Linked DNA regions of Homo sapiens: region 1 is linked to region 2. Evidence: chromatin loops called from intact Hi-C (ENCODE). Cell type or tissue: A673. All regions are shown on one strand.

The links. A loop is a pair of places that touch in the nucleus more often than their neighbours do. Peaks named below come from ENCODE experiments on the same cell type or tissue, not always from the same donor. Only the 100,000 strongest peaks of a DNase experiment are listed, where the experiment ranks them.
Region 1: a loop joins it to region 2, with 4 times the contacts of the local background. A loop is called at or near these places in 2 of 110 quality-filtered maps.

Annotation. Positions count from the first base shown.
Region 1 is chr2:30,026,832-30,034,831 of GRCh38, forward strand. No RefSeq gene overlaps it. Among named protein-coding and RNA genes, the nearest start is that of ALK, 110 kb to the left of the region's middle. In A673, a CTCF peak has its summit at 2; DNase peaks (open chromatin) are centred at 3,160 and 4,600; H3K27ac peaks cover 4,122 bases.
Region 2 is chr2:30,112,351-30,120,350 of GRCh38, forward strand. No RefSeq gene overlaps it. Among named protein-coding and RNA genes, the nearest start is that of YPEL5, 31 kb to the right of the region's middle. RefSeq lists an enhancer at 3,586-3,635. In A673, a CTCF peak has its summit at 3,520 (motif pointing left); DNase peaks (open chromatin) are centred at 3,021 and 3,501; H3K27ac peaks cover 4,944 bases.

The sequences.
Region 1 (8,000 bases), 86 kb before region 2:
CCTGGTGCTCTTTTCCTAGTGCCTCACTGATCTCCTGCTGCTTTAAGCCAAACAGCTATGACCCAGTAATCCTGGCCAGAGCGGGAGCTGGGGTTTGTGGTGAGATCTGAGCAAGGAGAGAGGCTTGGCTGCTACTCGGTCCTGTGCCAGCTTGCCTCCTCCATGCCTAACCTTTGAAGATGAACCGAGACCCACCTTTGGAGATGAACAGAGACCCTGGTCAGGGAAGAACACTTGCCACTTCTCAGAGAGAAAGAAATGCTCCACGAATACATCACTTCAAATAGTAGTCTCCATAGCAGACAAGCATCACGTGGAAAAGAGACCCTACTTCCTTGAAACAAAACCACCTTGAGTGTGCAGATTCTTTGTTGCTGTTGTTCTTGAAAAGTCGTCTAGGACCATAGCAAACACCCCTGTAGCAGAAACCAGCAACCTGCAGAGATGGGGTGTGCCCAGCAGAGCTGTGTAGAATGTCAAGGCTTGGGGGTAAATGAAATTAAAAGAGGAAAAGGAGAAGGTAGAGAAGAGGAAAAAGCAAAAGAGGGAATAGAGAGAAGGAAGGACAGGATGGACAGATGAATGCACTGAGTACCAACCTGAGCCAAAGACTGCTAACCCTTGCTTCAATAAGTCTCTCATTCATCAAACATTTTTGGATGCCTACTCTGCCCAAGGCATCCTGCCTGTACCCAGAGTGGACACGACAAGTAATCTCTTACCCCTGCTTTCAAAGAATGTATCAGATAAAGCATGTGGAAAAGAAATCTTTCCAAGCCAGTGTGATATGAAGTAGAAGGTGATGGATGTTGTGAGAGGGAAGACTCCTGACTATGCAAATCCAGAGGAGGGGCAAAGAGGGGAGAAATAGAAGAAGGTGGTGTCATTTCATCAAGGCTCCAAAATCATGAGAAGAATGGGGGCATGCAAAGATGAAATGTAGGGCATTTCAAGCATAAAACAAAGAAAAGGCATGAACTGGACACGGAGGAAAAGTGGTTATGGAGAAGACAGCAGTTGCATCTGGCTAAAATGCAGGTGCAAGAAGGGACACACAGGCAATAGGTGGAAAAGGCAGGTGGGGCCAAGTCGAGGAGCAGGTGGTAAAGTGAACTTGAATGCCAAGTTAACTGTTCCCTCGGCATCAGGGAGTCCCTGCAGGCTCCAAAACAAGACAGGGGCATAATCAACTGTTCCGGATGCTGCAGGGCAAAAGAGCACTCAGTATGAACTCTGCAGCGTGAGGAATGGGGGAGCTTGAGTTAGGGGGAAGAGGGGTGCCCCATCCACCGGGATTTTATTTTGCAACTCAAAGTGCTGAACAACATATCCCAGTGTTCATATTGCTGGATTATATCTGCCAGTTTCTGCTTCCTGTGCACTCACTGCCAGGCTTTCTCCTCTCTGAGCTGCTCTAGAGAACAATAATAACATCCTCTGCTTCCCACTGGCCTGCATTCTGTTCTGCTGTCTGAACAATGCATGTGTCTTTGCTCCTCGATGGATGAGGCTTGTATTTCTGATTCAAATTCACAATAAAGTCAAAAGCAATTGTGCTGGAGCTGCTGGTGGGTCCAATGATCACTACCTTGGATAGAGACTGGGGACTCCCTTGTTCAAGCCCCTACGATGAAGACACATTGGACTTCTCCAGTTCTGTCCCTCCCCGGAACTTGTAACACAGTGGCACTGAACAATCAGAGCAATTAACAAAATGCTCAGAATGTACAGAAAGGAGATGAAGGAAGTTCAGCATTGCAGTTGGTGGGGGCTCCTCCCATCACAATCGATTCATCAAACAAACTTGCCAACTCTCTAAACTTTAATTTCAAATGACTGGGTCCCTTTGTGCACAGACAGATAATCAAATTCAGTATGTTGGAAACATGTTTCAGTCTTTTCTGGGTTGTTATTTTTTTTTTCAATTTTAAACAAATAAGAGCTCTTTCCAAGGCAGTGTTTTATTTCCTTTGCTTCACAGCCTGATTAATGATAGGCTCAGCCCCACAAAAAGCCAAGGGAAGAGAGGAAAATAAATGTGAAGGCCCAGCCATTTAAGTCCTCTCCTGGCCTTCCAAGAGAGGTTTAATACCCACCGACCACTCCGGGGTACAAATCTGAGCTGGATGCCATGGGTTGGCATGGGGTGAGCCTGAGTCTATGGCTGAGCTAATTATGCTTTTCAGCCTGGGCTAGGCATTGTCTTAAGAAACCAAGTGGAAATCACCAGGATTCTACAAACCCCCAGATGTTCACTTTGAGTTTCTGCCCTTTGATGGTACAAAGAGTGATGGACATGGAGTCAGAAGGCCTGGGTTTGGGACCCAGATCTACTCTTTACTGGAGGTGGGACTTTAACCAAGTCCCTTCCGTCTCCAAACTGAGGCCAGGCCTCAGTCTCCTCAAGTGTGAAGCAGGAATAATGATGTCCACTTCAAAATGTTTAAAAGGAGCTGGTACCACATCATCTCTTACAGAGAGACTCCTTGGTAGGACCCCCCAACCCCAGAAGCTCCCCTGAGCTATGTACATCTTGTAGGGCATGGATATGGCTGGAACCAAGGGCTCAGGAAAGGGAGTGACATCTCTGGGTTAGAAATAAAGAATTTCTGGCCGGGTGCGGTGGCTCACGCCTGTAATCCCAGCACTTTGGGAGGCCGAGGCGGGCGGATCACCTGAGGTCAGGAGTTCGAGACCAGCCTGCCAAACATGGTGAAACCCTATCTCTACTAAAAATACAAAAAATTAGCCAGGCATGGTGGCAGGCCCCTGTAATCCCAGCTACTTGGGAAGCCTAGGCAGGAGAATCACTTGAACCCCGGAGGCAGAGGTTGCAGCGAGCCAAGATCGTGCCATTGCATTCCACCCTGGGCAACAAGAGTGAAATTCCATAAAAAGAAGAAAGCAAGAAAGCAAGAAGGAAGAAAGGAAGAGAGGGAGGGAGGGAAGGAAGGAGGGAAGGAAGGAAGGAAGGAAGGAAGGAAGGAAGGAAGGAAGGAAGGAAGGAAGGAAGGAAGGAATTCTAACAGAAAAGGCAGTGAAAAGCAAGAGGCACAGAGGAGAGGGAAGAGCCAGAGGCTGTGATGGGCAGGACACAGCCTCCTCATTCCCCATCCCACCCCACCTGACAGCACTATGCCTCTTATCTACAGCAAATTGCTAAACTAATAAAACATGTCACATGTTTAAAGTGGAGTGTGCGGGTGTGTGATGAGACTGCTCTTTGCATCCAGCAATCCAATGCAGCTTAGAACCATAAGTCTGTGAGAATTTGCAGAAACCATGAGGACAGGCTTAAGTCTCTCCCAGGCTGTGGAGACTCCTGGTGACATCTGTGTGGTGTTACCATTGCTACAATAACAACACATTAGGAACGTTTCATTCAAATGGTTACACTTCCAAAGAACGGGCTTACACTTAGAATCTTGATCCATCTTTGTTCCATCCTGGGCCATTCCCTGGTGAACACAGCATGGCTGGGACATGGACATGGTAGAATTGGGAGCCTCATTTTCATTTTCAGTCTAGTACAATTCAGGTGAGGAGACAGCGGGAGCATCTGTTTCTGGGTCTCCAGCAGTAAAGAGGACAGGGCTTCCACACAGTCAGGGGGGGAAAAAAAAAGAGATTTCAAGAGGAAACAGAACTAACAATGTCCCTGGCAGGTTAGTTTCATGCTGCACCTGTTCTACTGGTTTGCTCACTTCTGCCTCAGTGACATTTTGCATATTTTACTCACAGTGCCTTGAAGTAGTTTAACTTTCAATAGGGTGCTTTTTGGCAGTTCTCCTAACCTAATTAGGTATCTGCCTAAGCCAGGGGAGTGACACATTTTTCTGGCCAAAGTAACCGTCCCAAGATCATGAGCATGCCTAACACATCCGAGTCCAGTGCTCACAGTGGACATCACTTATGTAGTTCTGCCAGGAAGGTACTGAGCTTTCATCTTTGCCTCATGTCTATAGTCTATTCTATTTCATTTGGAGCTCATCATCCGTGGTATTGCCTTGCAAATTATTTATCCATCGGGTTATTGTAGTAAACTTGTAAGCAGATGGGGTTTTAGACTTTCCATCCTGCCTCAAAGAAAAATGAACAAGGAGTGCAAGACACCTAAAATCCCTCATCCATCACCGCCTCCTGCCAGGTGATCTGCTTCCGCTATCCATGCTGTACACATCTCCTGCACTTCTCTCTGTATTCTGCTACAAGGAAGAGGTGAATCAACAGCGCCTCTGATGTCAGCGACACCCAGATGTTGGGCCTGCTCTTCTTCTTTCTGTCTAGGCCACATGTTCTGGGCTTTCCTGGTTTTCTTTACAGAGCTCCAACACTGGCATTTATTTATAAACCGTAGCCTTGGCTTCCCTTTAGTTTTCACCTCACGTCCCTAATCCAGGCCTCACCTTCAAAGCTTCCTAGCGCTCTTCTCTGACAGACCCAAATTCCCTTATTTCCATCAGGGTCTGTCTATACCAGGGCACTAATTAACTTCTGGCTCTCCAAGTTACAGAGCTCATTTGCTGACTCACAGGAGACAACCAAAGGAAGTCCTTCATTAGCATTCCTGAGCTGCTCATTAGCCACTGGGAGAATCACACCATCCAAGCTGTCAAATGCACCCAACTACAGGAAGGAAAAACAACGCTGCTTGGATTAATGACTCCAGGCATTGGGCATCTCCTAAGAGCCCAGCACTATGGGAGGAGAGGTATCAAATCCGTGTGAGGCAAACCCCTGTCACCAAGGAGATAAGAGCAAGACTCACAAGCATGAAACAAATAAAATATAGTATAGAAAAAGAATAGAAGACATCAAGACCAAGTTAGGTTTATTCCCAAAAGGAAGGCTATTTCAACATTTTGAAAATATGTCAATGTTAATGTTAACTTAAAAGAAAAATATTTAAATGAATATAATCATTGTAATAAATGAGGAAAAATCATCTGATGATATTTAACACCAATTCATGATTTAAAAGGAAAAAAATAACTTTTTAGCCAACAAGTAATAGAAGGAAACTTTCTTCATTCCATGAAGGATGGCTACCAAAACTCCTACAGCAAACATTACATTTAATGGTAAATTGTTGAAAGATTTTCCTCTGAGGTTAGAAGCAAAATCAGAATGATCATTACCCTTACTTTCCAATTACTGGGTAAATTGGATCACCACATGGAAAAAAAAATGACCCCTATCTCACACCACACACAAAAACCAATTCCAGGTAGATTAAATCTAAATATGAAAAACAAAACGATAAAGCTTCTAAATAATAATAGAAGAATTAATCATAGTGGTAGGCAAAGATTTCTTAAACAGAATACAAATAGCACTAGCCATAAAGAAAAAATTGATAAATTGATCTACATTAAAATTAGAAACTGCTGTGTTTCAAAGCACACCATTGGTAGAAAAAAAGACGTTATATGTAACCGGGAAAAATAAGCCTATCCAGACTATATAAATAACTTTTGCAAATCAATTAAGCAGACAACTCAATTTTAAAATGCAGGAAAAGACTTGAATAGGCATTTTAGAAAGGAGATATTCAAATGGCCAATAAACACATAAAAGTTGCTTAAACTCATTAGAGATCAAGGAAATGCCTATTACATAAAACTACAATACGATGCCACTATACTTCTCCCAGAATGATTACAATTTTAGGAGCTGACTATACAAAGTGTTGGTGAGAATGCGGGTCACCTGAACCTCTCTTGATTGCTGGTAAGGTTGTCACTCAGTATAACCATTTTAAGAAAGTGGCAGTGTATTAGTCCATTCTCACACTGCTATAAAGATACTACCCAAGACTAGGTAATTTATAAATGAAAGAGGTTTAATGGACTAACAGTTCCACATGGCTGAAAAAACTCCTCAGACAGAATCTACTGAAGTTGAGGGTACACACTGTCTGAACCAGCAATTCTGCTGCCCAATAGGAATGCCCAATCTGCCCAATAGAAATGCCTACATATGTGCACCAAAAAACACATACAAGAATGTTCATAGCAGCACTGTTCATGATAGCCCCAAAACGAAATCAACCCAAATGTTAATCAACCAGAGAATGGATAAATATGTTTTGTATATGCACAATGAAATATTACACAGCAGAAATGAATAAACTGCTACACATAATGGTATGGACGAATCTTACAAACATGAAGCTGAATAAAAGAAGCCCAGGCTTAAAAGAACCCATAGTATATGATTCCATTCATATAAGATTAAAATATAGGCAAAATGAATCTGTGGTATTACAAGTGAGTTTTCCAGGGTGCTGGCCCTCTTCTTTTTTTTTTTTTTTTTTTTTTTTTTTGAGACGGAGTTTCGCTCTTGTTGCCCAGGCTGGAGTGCAATGGCATGATCTCGGCTCACCGCAACCTCCACCTCCCAGGTTCAAGCGATTCTCCTGCCTCAGCCTCCCTAGTAGCTGGGATTACAGGCATGTGCCACCACGCCCGGCTAACTTTGTATTTTTAGTAGAGACGGGGTTTCTCCATGTTGGTCAGGCTGGTCTCGAACTCCTGACCTCAGGTGATCTGCCCGCCTTGGCCTCCCGAAGTGCTGGGATTACAGGTGTGAGCCACCGCGCCTGGTCAGCCCTATTCTATGTATAGATATGAGTAGTCATTACCTGGATTTGTTCACTGTGTGATATTTATCAAGGTGAAGTGGTATACAAAGGTAGAGAGGCCACCAGAGTGGTCTACTCCAGCAAGGATGAGTATCTTATCACTGACGTTTATTAGAATATCCAATGCATGATGGTAATAAAAGCTGCTTTTTTCCTGTTTTTAGATTCTCTACAGACAATGAACCCCCTTATTGCCTGAAGCTGGGGTGGACTACTGCTTCCTTCACCCCTCACTACTACTTGTCAAACTATACACCTAAGAGTTGTACAATTTCTGTATGCATGCTACACTTTGATAAAAATATTTATTTTTAAATGTTAATGGTAATATTTAAGAGAACATCAATTAAGAAAATACAACCGATCACTTCTAAACCAGACAACATTACTATAAAAGATAAACCCAAATTCATTTCATGATAGTGGCTAACACTGAGAAGGAAGGAAAATGGGACTTCAACTTTATCTGTGTGTGTGACAGTGTGTGTGTGTGTGACTGTGTGTGTGTGTGTGTGTGTGTGTGTGTGTGTGTGTGTCTGAGAGAGAGAGAGAGAGAGGTGAAAAAGCCTGAACCAAGGGCCACCTATATCAAAGTCATTTCTTTGGGAGGGATAATGAAGGCAAGCACTGTATCATCAATATGGCCACAAAAGAAAGGTTTCATTCAAAAACACACAAGAAAAGAGTTAGCAAAAAGTGTCCATGATGTCCATGGGGCTCCTTCTCTGGCTCCAGCAAGGGAATGTGGTAGGGAGGAGAAACCAGTAGTGCCTGCTACTCTTGTCCAGCAGGGTCTGAGCTCATGCAGCAGACAAAGAGACCTTCAGACCTGGACCTGTGGCAGGTGCTTCTAGAAATCCTCCAGACATTAGTGGAGTGATTGGGGCTGAAATCAAGACAGCCCAAGAAGGAGGGTCAGCCTTAGGGGTGGTGGCACCACCGAGGTGAAGTGGGGCATCAGGGTTGCTGCCAACCTCCTGTAATGTCCTCTTGAGCTTTGGGGACCCAAGAGCTCAGGGCCTAGCAAAAGGAGTCACCTCCGGACAAGCAAGCGGAGGCCCACTTAACCACACAGGGTAAGTTAGTAAGAGTCATGCCCATCCTCATGGCACTTTGCCGTTCTCAAAGTGCATCCCAATATAACCTTTTGTTTTATGTCCTGAGTCACCTCGTAGAGTTGGCAAAGACTATGTTTTTCCTCTTCTCTCATAAAAAGTAATAAATGCTTATCATAAAATTTAGAAAATGAAGGGAAGAAAGTACCTACAGATATCATACTTAACATTTTTAATAGTATTTCATATTCTATGGGCTAGGTTTGTTGTTTTCTTTCCTCTTTATTAGTATGATTAGATTT
Region 2 (8,000 bases):
CACACTCCTGTAATCCCAGCTGCTCAGGAGGCTGAGGCAGGAGAATGGCGTGAACCCAGGAGGTGGAGCTTGCAGTGAGCCGAGATCGCGCCACTGCACTCCAGCCTGGGTGACAGAACAAGACTCCGTCTCAAAAAAAAAAAAAAAAAAAAAGCTGTAGCATAGTGAATGAAAGGAAGGAAGGAAGATACACTTGGAAGAACACCAAGAGGGCAACTGGAAAGACCAATTGCGTGGCTTGACCTCTTGACTTGGGGTTTTATACGGTGGCATATGTGATGGTTAATATTGAGCGTCAGCTTGACTGGATTGAAGGACGCAAAGTATTGTTACTGGGTGTGTCTGTGAGGGTGTTGCCAAAGGAGATTAACATTTGAATCACTGGACTGGGAGAGGCAGACCCACCCTCGATGGGGGTATGCACCATCCAATCAGCTGCTGATGCCGCTAGAATAAACCAGGCAGAAGAAGGTAGGAGAAGCCGACTTGCTGAGTCTTCCGACCCTCATCTTTCTCCCGTGCTGGATGCTTCCTGCCCTCGAACATCAGACAAAGTTCTTCAGCTTTGGACTCTTGGACTTAAACCATTGGTTTGCCTGGGGCTCTCAGGCCTTCGGCCACAGATTGAAGGCTGTGCTGTCGGCTTCCTTGCTTTTAAGGTTTTGGGACTCGGACTGGCTTCCTTGCTCCTCAGCTTGCAGATGGCCTATTGTGGGGCTTCAGCTTGTGATCGTATGAGTCAATGCTCCTTAATAAACTCTTCCTCATATAGACATCTATCCTATTAGTTCTTTCCCTCTAGAGAACTCTAATACAACATACTTTCGGGGTCTTGGGTTACTTCTCCCCTCTCCTGAGATCTTATGGGGAAGCTGCTGATCACCAGTTTCAGATGTTTTCTATCTATTAGGAGACTGCCTTTCCCTGGTGCCACTGTGAACAATTATTACTTTAGAGAAATAGGTAACAACCACCTGACCCTCACCTGATGGTCGCCCAGCACTCCTGGTGTGTGTTGGGGGGAGGCCTCTCCCGCCCTGCTGATACCTGACTATCTGCCTACTGTCACACGACTACTCGCCACCACTCACATGGCGTTTCTATCCAGTCTGGATCATTCCTGCCAGCCCTGCAGTTCAGGGCTGTCCTCAGCTGGTGCCCTATCAGACTTACACCTGCAGGGCAGATGCAAAAGTGAAAACCTTCCTCCAGCCCCACAGTCTAAGAAAAAACAGATTTGAGGCATCAAAGGCCCACTCTCTGAAGGACCAAGGCAACTGTGAGGTTCCACTGAAGCTCTGTGGTGAAGCCTCCTTCAAGCTTTCTCCTGCAAACCCCCTCATCTTCCACGCTGTGACTCCACTCCAGGCCACTGCTTTAGAGACCTCTTCTAACCCGCTCCAAGGACATGACATCAGGGCAGGAAAAGCGTGCCTTATGACTGGGCTCTGCCTGGGCTTAGTCATCCTGCTGGACCAGCTCTAGGGGAAGGCTGTGGTTTTACTTCATCTCTCTGAGCTTGTAAAATTAATCAAACTTGTATTTTTAGTACAGGATTTATTTTTCAAGGTCAGTTTTTCCAGATCTCATAAAAAGATAAAAAGTGGTAACAGCTTCTTTGGATATCTTAAATATTCTACATGCAGAATGAAATGCATCTTTGTATAAGAAAACCCTGGGGTGAGTATGGAGAGCTAGCTCTCCCCAGCAGTTTGAAAAGCCTCCGGGTCACTGAGTGCCAGGCCAGCTCCACCATTCTCTGGGTTGATGAGTATGTCTTGTGAAGGGCAGGGTGTTAATCGTTAACTCAAGCTTTTGAAAGGGAGTTCAGTAGCATAACTTGTTAGTAATGAAGGGGTGCAGGCAACTTCACCCCAAAATATGGCTCCTTGGTATAATGAGGATTTGGGGTTTTTTAACTTTTTTTTTTTTTGAGGCAGGGTCTCACTCTGTCACTCAGGCTGGAGTACAGCAACGTGATCTCAGCTCAGTGCAGCCTTGACCTCTTGAGCTCAAGAGATCTTCCCACCTCAGCCTCCTGAGTAGCTGGGACTACAGGTGTGAACCATCGTGCCCAGCTAATTTTTAAAATTATTTTTGTAGAGATGGCAGTGGGGAGGGGATCTCACTATATTGCCCAGGCTAGTCTCAAACTCCTGGGCTCAAAAAATCCTCCCACCTTGGCCTCCCAAACTGCTGGGATTACAGGTATAAGCCACCATGTCTGGCCTATAATGAGTATTTTGAAGGCCCTTAGAGATCAACAGATGCTAGAAGAGACTTTTATCCTATCTGCATAAAGACCAGGTGAACCCACCAAGGAAAGTAATTGTTTTTCCTTCTTCTTCCTGTTATCTTATTATCTATCCAATGTAACCACACCTGAAGAGACCCTTTCACAGGATAACGTCTGTCTCTCAGGCTCATTCAATTTCCAGAGATAACCATTTACAAGTTAATCTATGTTCCCGATCCATTCATTCTCCCTAGTAATCATTTCTTGCCTCTCAACAGAAGTACCTATATTCCCCATCTCCCCGCTTCCATCTGAAATAAGGCTATGTAAGTATCTGGGCCCCACCAGGATATGGGGCAGTCACTCTGATTCAGCTTTGTGCATGCTAATAAATGTGTATTATGCCTTTTCTCTTATTATCTGCCTTTTGTGAGTTGATTTTTCAGCAAAACTTCAGAGAATGAAAGGGAAGATTTTCCCTTGACCTTGACAGCTGTTACTGGGGTTTAAGTGGAGGAGAGGGGAACATTTAAGAGAAAACTGTAATTTCTCAGACACCAGTTTCTCCATGAAAAATCTTGTGGGCTCACTTACAAAGCCCTTAGAATGTGAATCCACTTCCACCCCCGAGCCCGCTCCAAGATGATGGCACTCTTCCTTCCCATCTCCTCCCTGTTCCCTCCTGACAGCTCCAGCGCCAGTGTTCTGCTCTCAGAATATAAATTTAGCTGCTCGAGGAGGATGAGCAAGGCTCGTGGCAACTGTGCTCTCTGCAGGTGGTGTGAGTCACTCAGTCTCGAGAGGGGCCTCCTCCGGTCTTGTCAGTATCTTCGGCCCTGGCTGGGCTGGCTAAGCACACCTGCAGCGCCGGCTCTGGTATCGGGATGGTAGCTCACCCAGGGAGCTAAAGCTGTAATTAAACCCACCCAGAAGATGTTCCCTGTGTCTGACCAACTTGTTCGCTTTTTTTTTTTTCTCCTTTATACGATGTATTCCCAGTGGACAAGTTATTCAGATCATCTGGTGAAAGCAGACCCACTTCCTGGTAAAATAAACATGCCTTTCTTTCCATCCCAATGTCTAAATGCTTAAGGAATTTTAAGCCAAATCTGATATTTTTCCTTTTTAGCGCTTGCCATTGCACACTGGTCTGCTTCTTCTAGGCTGTCCCATAAGCATATATTTTTTCACTTCTCTCTGGCCCATGTTCTTCCCAAATGCCCAGCACTTCCTGAAGGCCAGGTTCAGTGTCGCACTTTCTCTAAACAAGGGTGCAAGGCCACCATCTAGTGTTCAACAGCGGAAGTGCAGGTCTGCAACAAGTCAACTAGGTCGGACAAGTGCACTCCAGTGGGATCCCTGAATGTGGTTCCATCCGCCGCCATTTCTGGGAATGTTGTGACAGTTTGTCACAAAATCGGACAGGCTGCATACATTAAGCAGCTAAAGAAACTGATGTATAGATGAGAATTAAAAAACATTTCTCTACCCTCTCCCAGTGTAGAGCGGTGACCAACCATTCTGGTTTTTACCTGGGACTGAGGGGACTGCCTACGACCAAGGACTTTCAATCCTAAAAGCAGAAAAGTCCCAGGCGAAGAGGGAAAAGTTGATCACCCAATAAGGAGAAATAAAATGGCTCTGGGAGCAGAAACTTGTAAGAAATAAGAGGCCTTGGGCTTCTGGTTGGCGGTGGAAGACAGCTTTAGAAGAAAACTTTTGTTTTTATAGAAGAGATGGCACTGTACGGTTATCAGAGGGAGGAGGCTCAGTCAGACAGCAAAGAAATGACCTGGGGCATTAGCCCAAAAAGTCCTGATCAAGAGGCTGGGCTGGGCTTAGGGGATTCTCTGGTGGCCTCCAGACCGAGGAACCTCAGTTACAATTGCTCTCCTGTTATGAAGGCAGGTTGTGCATCTGCTCTTACAGGCGTGCCCTTGCTGCTTTGAGCAGTGTGGTATTTGTATAAATCTCTAAGATGGTGTCAGTGCCTCAAATGAACTCAACTGGGCTACACTCAGGAAGCGAACCAGAGCTTGCTGTTTCACTGACCATCTGAGAATGCCCCAGTAAGCAAGGGGACTTTGCAATTGCACCTCTGCCACTGGCTGTATGACACTGAGCAAGTGACTTAACTGTTCTGAAAGTCCCTTTCTTCGGTGGGCTGTTGTGCAGTTGGATGAAGCAGGCATATAAAGTCCTCTTAGCCCAGTGTCCAGCATTTGGCCAGCTCTGGGTGAAGCCTGTCTGTCTTTGACCAAGCAACCCAGACACAGTCCCTGGCCCTGAAGCCAGAGTCCTGGGGCCTCTTCTGTTCCTTCCAGCAGACCCCCCAAATTGAGCCTGCTTCTTTTTCTGTTTAGAGTTTCTACCACCTACTTCTTGCTTTTCTTCTGACCTGGTACTCACGCACCCTTCCCCTTACTCCCAGGACTGGCTGAAGAATGGAGATTATAACAGCAATTGTGAGATTCACCAGATAATTCATGCAAAGAGCCTAGAGCAGGGCCTGGCGCTAGGCTCTAGGCTAGCAGGTCAGAGCTTAAAAATGCTCCTGTCATTGTGGCTCTCTCACCTTCACTTCCAAGTTACAGGTCCTGTTCTTTGCTGGAGTCTAAGAAACTGAAGTTCAAGAGATCCCCCAAATTTCACCCTGAAATCTAAGCAGTGCGGAAAAGCTTCAAAGGCCTTCCTGGTTCACTTATTCATCCATGCAACCAAGTTTTATGGCTCCTACGCCAGACATTGTGTGAGGTAGGAAGAAGCCACTGAGGCCAGGCTCAGTGGCTCACATCTGTAATCCCAGCACTTTGAGAGGCCAAGGCAGGAGGATTGCTTGAGTCCAAGAGTTTGAGATCAGCCTGGGCAATGTGGCAAAACCCCATCTCTACAAAACTTTTAAAAATTAGCTGGGTGTGGTGGTACAAATCTGTGGTACCAGCTACTGGGGAGGCTGAGGTAGGAGGATCGCTTGAGCCCAGGAGGTCAAGGCTGCAGTGAGCCATGATTGCACCACTGCACTCCAGCCTGGGTGACACAGTGACATCCTGTCGCCCTTCACCCAAAAAAACCCACCTGCGAACAGGACAAATGCAGCCACTGTCCTCCGGGTCTTATAGCCAACAGGGAAGCCAGCCATTAAAGGCAAATTATGACAAGATGCCAAAGATGGGGCTTGGGGGGCTGAAGGAACGGGGAACAGAAAACTTCTCTCCCAGGGGGTCCAAAAGGCAGCCATATTTAAATGAGACATGAGGGATGAAAGTGGGAATGAGCTCACCTGCCAAGGAGTGAGGCAAGGGGAAAGGCACAGAGAATTCTCAACCATAGGGAAGAAGCAAGAATGGCCAATGCCAGGGACTAAGAAAGGCCAGAAGACAGAGCCAGAGAAACAGAACATGGAGCGGGGGCACCCCAAGGAAGGCAGGCGGGGGCTAGAATTTGCAGGACTTGAAAGTGTAAGGACAGGGGACTTCTTTTTTTTTTGAGACGGAGTCTCTGTCGCCAGGCTGGAGTGCGGTGGCACGATCCCGGCTCACCGCAACCTCTGACTCCCCAGTTCAAGTGATTCTCCTGCCTCAGCCTCCCGAGTAGCTAGGATTACAGGCACCTACCACCACATCCAGCTAATTTTTGTATTTTTAGTAGAGCTGGGGTTTCACCATGTTGGCCAGGATGGTCTCGATTTCCTGACCTCGTGATCCACCTGCCTCGGCCTCCCAAAGTGCTGGGATTACAGGCGTGAGCAAAAGCGCCTGGCCAGGGCAGGGGACTTCTTTCTGAGGGTGATGGGGAGCCCAGCCCAGCATGAAGTGGGGGAGTACAGATCAGACTGGAATTTTGGAAAGCTTGCTCTTTTATCCCTGGGCATGAAGCTAAGCAAACATCACCTACCCCTCCCGCAAGACTCCTTCCTTTCACTAATTCTTCAGAGGAGATGTAGTTAGTGGGGAGCCACAGGTGTGAAATATGGGCTGTTTGGATGGGTAAATCCCAGGCAAGACAGCATCATCCTCCCTGCAAGTCATCCCTGGGGGCAGGAAAGGACTGGAGAGTGGGCTCTGTCCCCAGACCCGGATGGTGGGGGTGGCTGGGAGCTAGCAGCTGGCTACAGTGCCTACGCAGGCCTCTATTTTTCTTTCTATAGCTAATAAATATTAGTATCAGTTTTTACAATTGGCCAATAAATCCAGCTTATTCCAACCCCTGTGTATTTCTTAAATCCCTAGCTTGTATATCAGTTGATCTGCCATGATAGAACAAAAATGGCCTGGATGCTTCTGGGTGTAGGTGTATGGATGGGTTGGGAGTGTGGAGAAGTTAGAAAGGAGTGACCTCATTACAGTCTTCACAGAGGTTGTCGTCTTGTGAGGAAGGGAAAAAATGAATTCAGTAGGAAGAGGACAGTGACAACCCTCTTCCTAGGGAAATTGAGGCTGGGAATGCAGGGACGTGTTTTCCTAAGATTGGGATGGAGTGAGTGCTAGGGCTAGTGCTGGAACCCACCAGACCACACTAGCCATGGCTCACACAAAGGTCCCTGGAGAAGAGGACTTCTTACTTACTGTGAGAAGTAAGTCACAGGCCACATTCCTAGCCAGGATCCACTACTCTCTGAGGGCCCCCACTCTAGTCATGCAAACCTTCCTTTGCTTCCTCAAATAAGCCAAGTCCATTCCCACAGCCTCAGTATGTCTTCTGTTATGGTTCCCTCTTACCCAAAGGCTCTAACCCCTCAATGGTTACTGGCTTCCTCCTTCAGGTACTGCGTCAATGCCAGCTCTTCAGAAAGGCCCCCTGAAGACTCTTCCTGAAGTGGCCCCACACCCACACACCAACAAGTCTCTGTCTCCCCCAGCATTATGCTTTTCATCTTCATCATTCTCAACCCCCAGAGGAAATGACCCTGCTCCTCTAGTTTCCTCTCCTACCCCCCAACTCCTGGCCCACAGACTAAAACTCAAGAGAGGAGGATCATGTCCACTTTGTTCACTGCTGCATCCCCAGGCAAGGGAGAAAGCCTGGCTTACCCTAGCACTCAGCAGCTGCAGAATGAATTAATGAAAGCAATGCTCTATAAACAAATCCACTTCAAGTAGACATGGAAATTATTATTTGTGAGATAACTCAATTCAAAGGTGTTATGGTAGAGAGACCAGGTTGAGCAATCGTAAGACTTACATTTCAGTCCTACATGGACTTTTTCTTCTTGCTGTGGTGGTCAATACACAGAATATTCTGGAATCTCAGGCTGAATTTATACCTGTAGAAAGAAGAAAGCAACGCCTTACACATTACTGTTGGGAGGATCAAACTAGAGAGTATACGTTCAGTGCTTTGTAAACTGTAAGGTACAAATAGATGTATGATTATAACTTTATGAGGAAATTACTACAATATTTATATAAGCACTTTCCCTAGTCTTTCCAAAATAGACTCTGACTTAGAAAAAATAGATTTAGAATCTGCATTTCAGAGACATCTAGGATATAAATGGAATCATTTTAACAAATGAGGGCAGAGTCCACAAATCGTGACTATTCTCAGGCTCTGTTGCTTTTCTTTCCCACCATGCCCACTGACAGCTGGCTTCATTTCTGAACAATTTTTGTTGTCTCACTATTTACTTTCCTTTTTAAAAGGTTTTTTTTTTCCTATTTATATATGTAATACATGTTCTTGTAAAATTGTTAGAAAATGCTAAAGTTTTTTCAAAATCATCTGTAACCCTAACTAGTCTAGAGGTAACCCAAGTAAATATTTT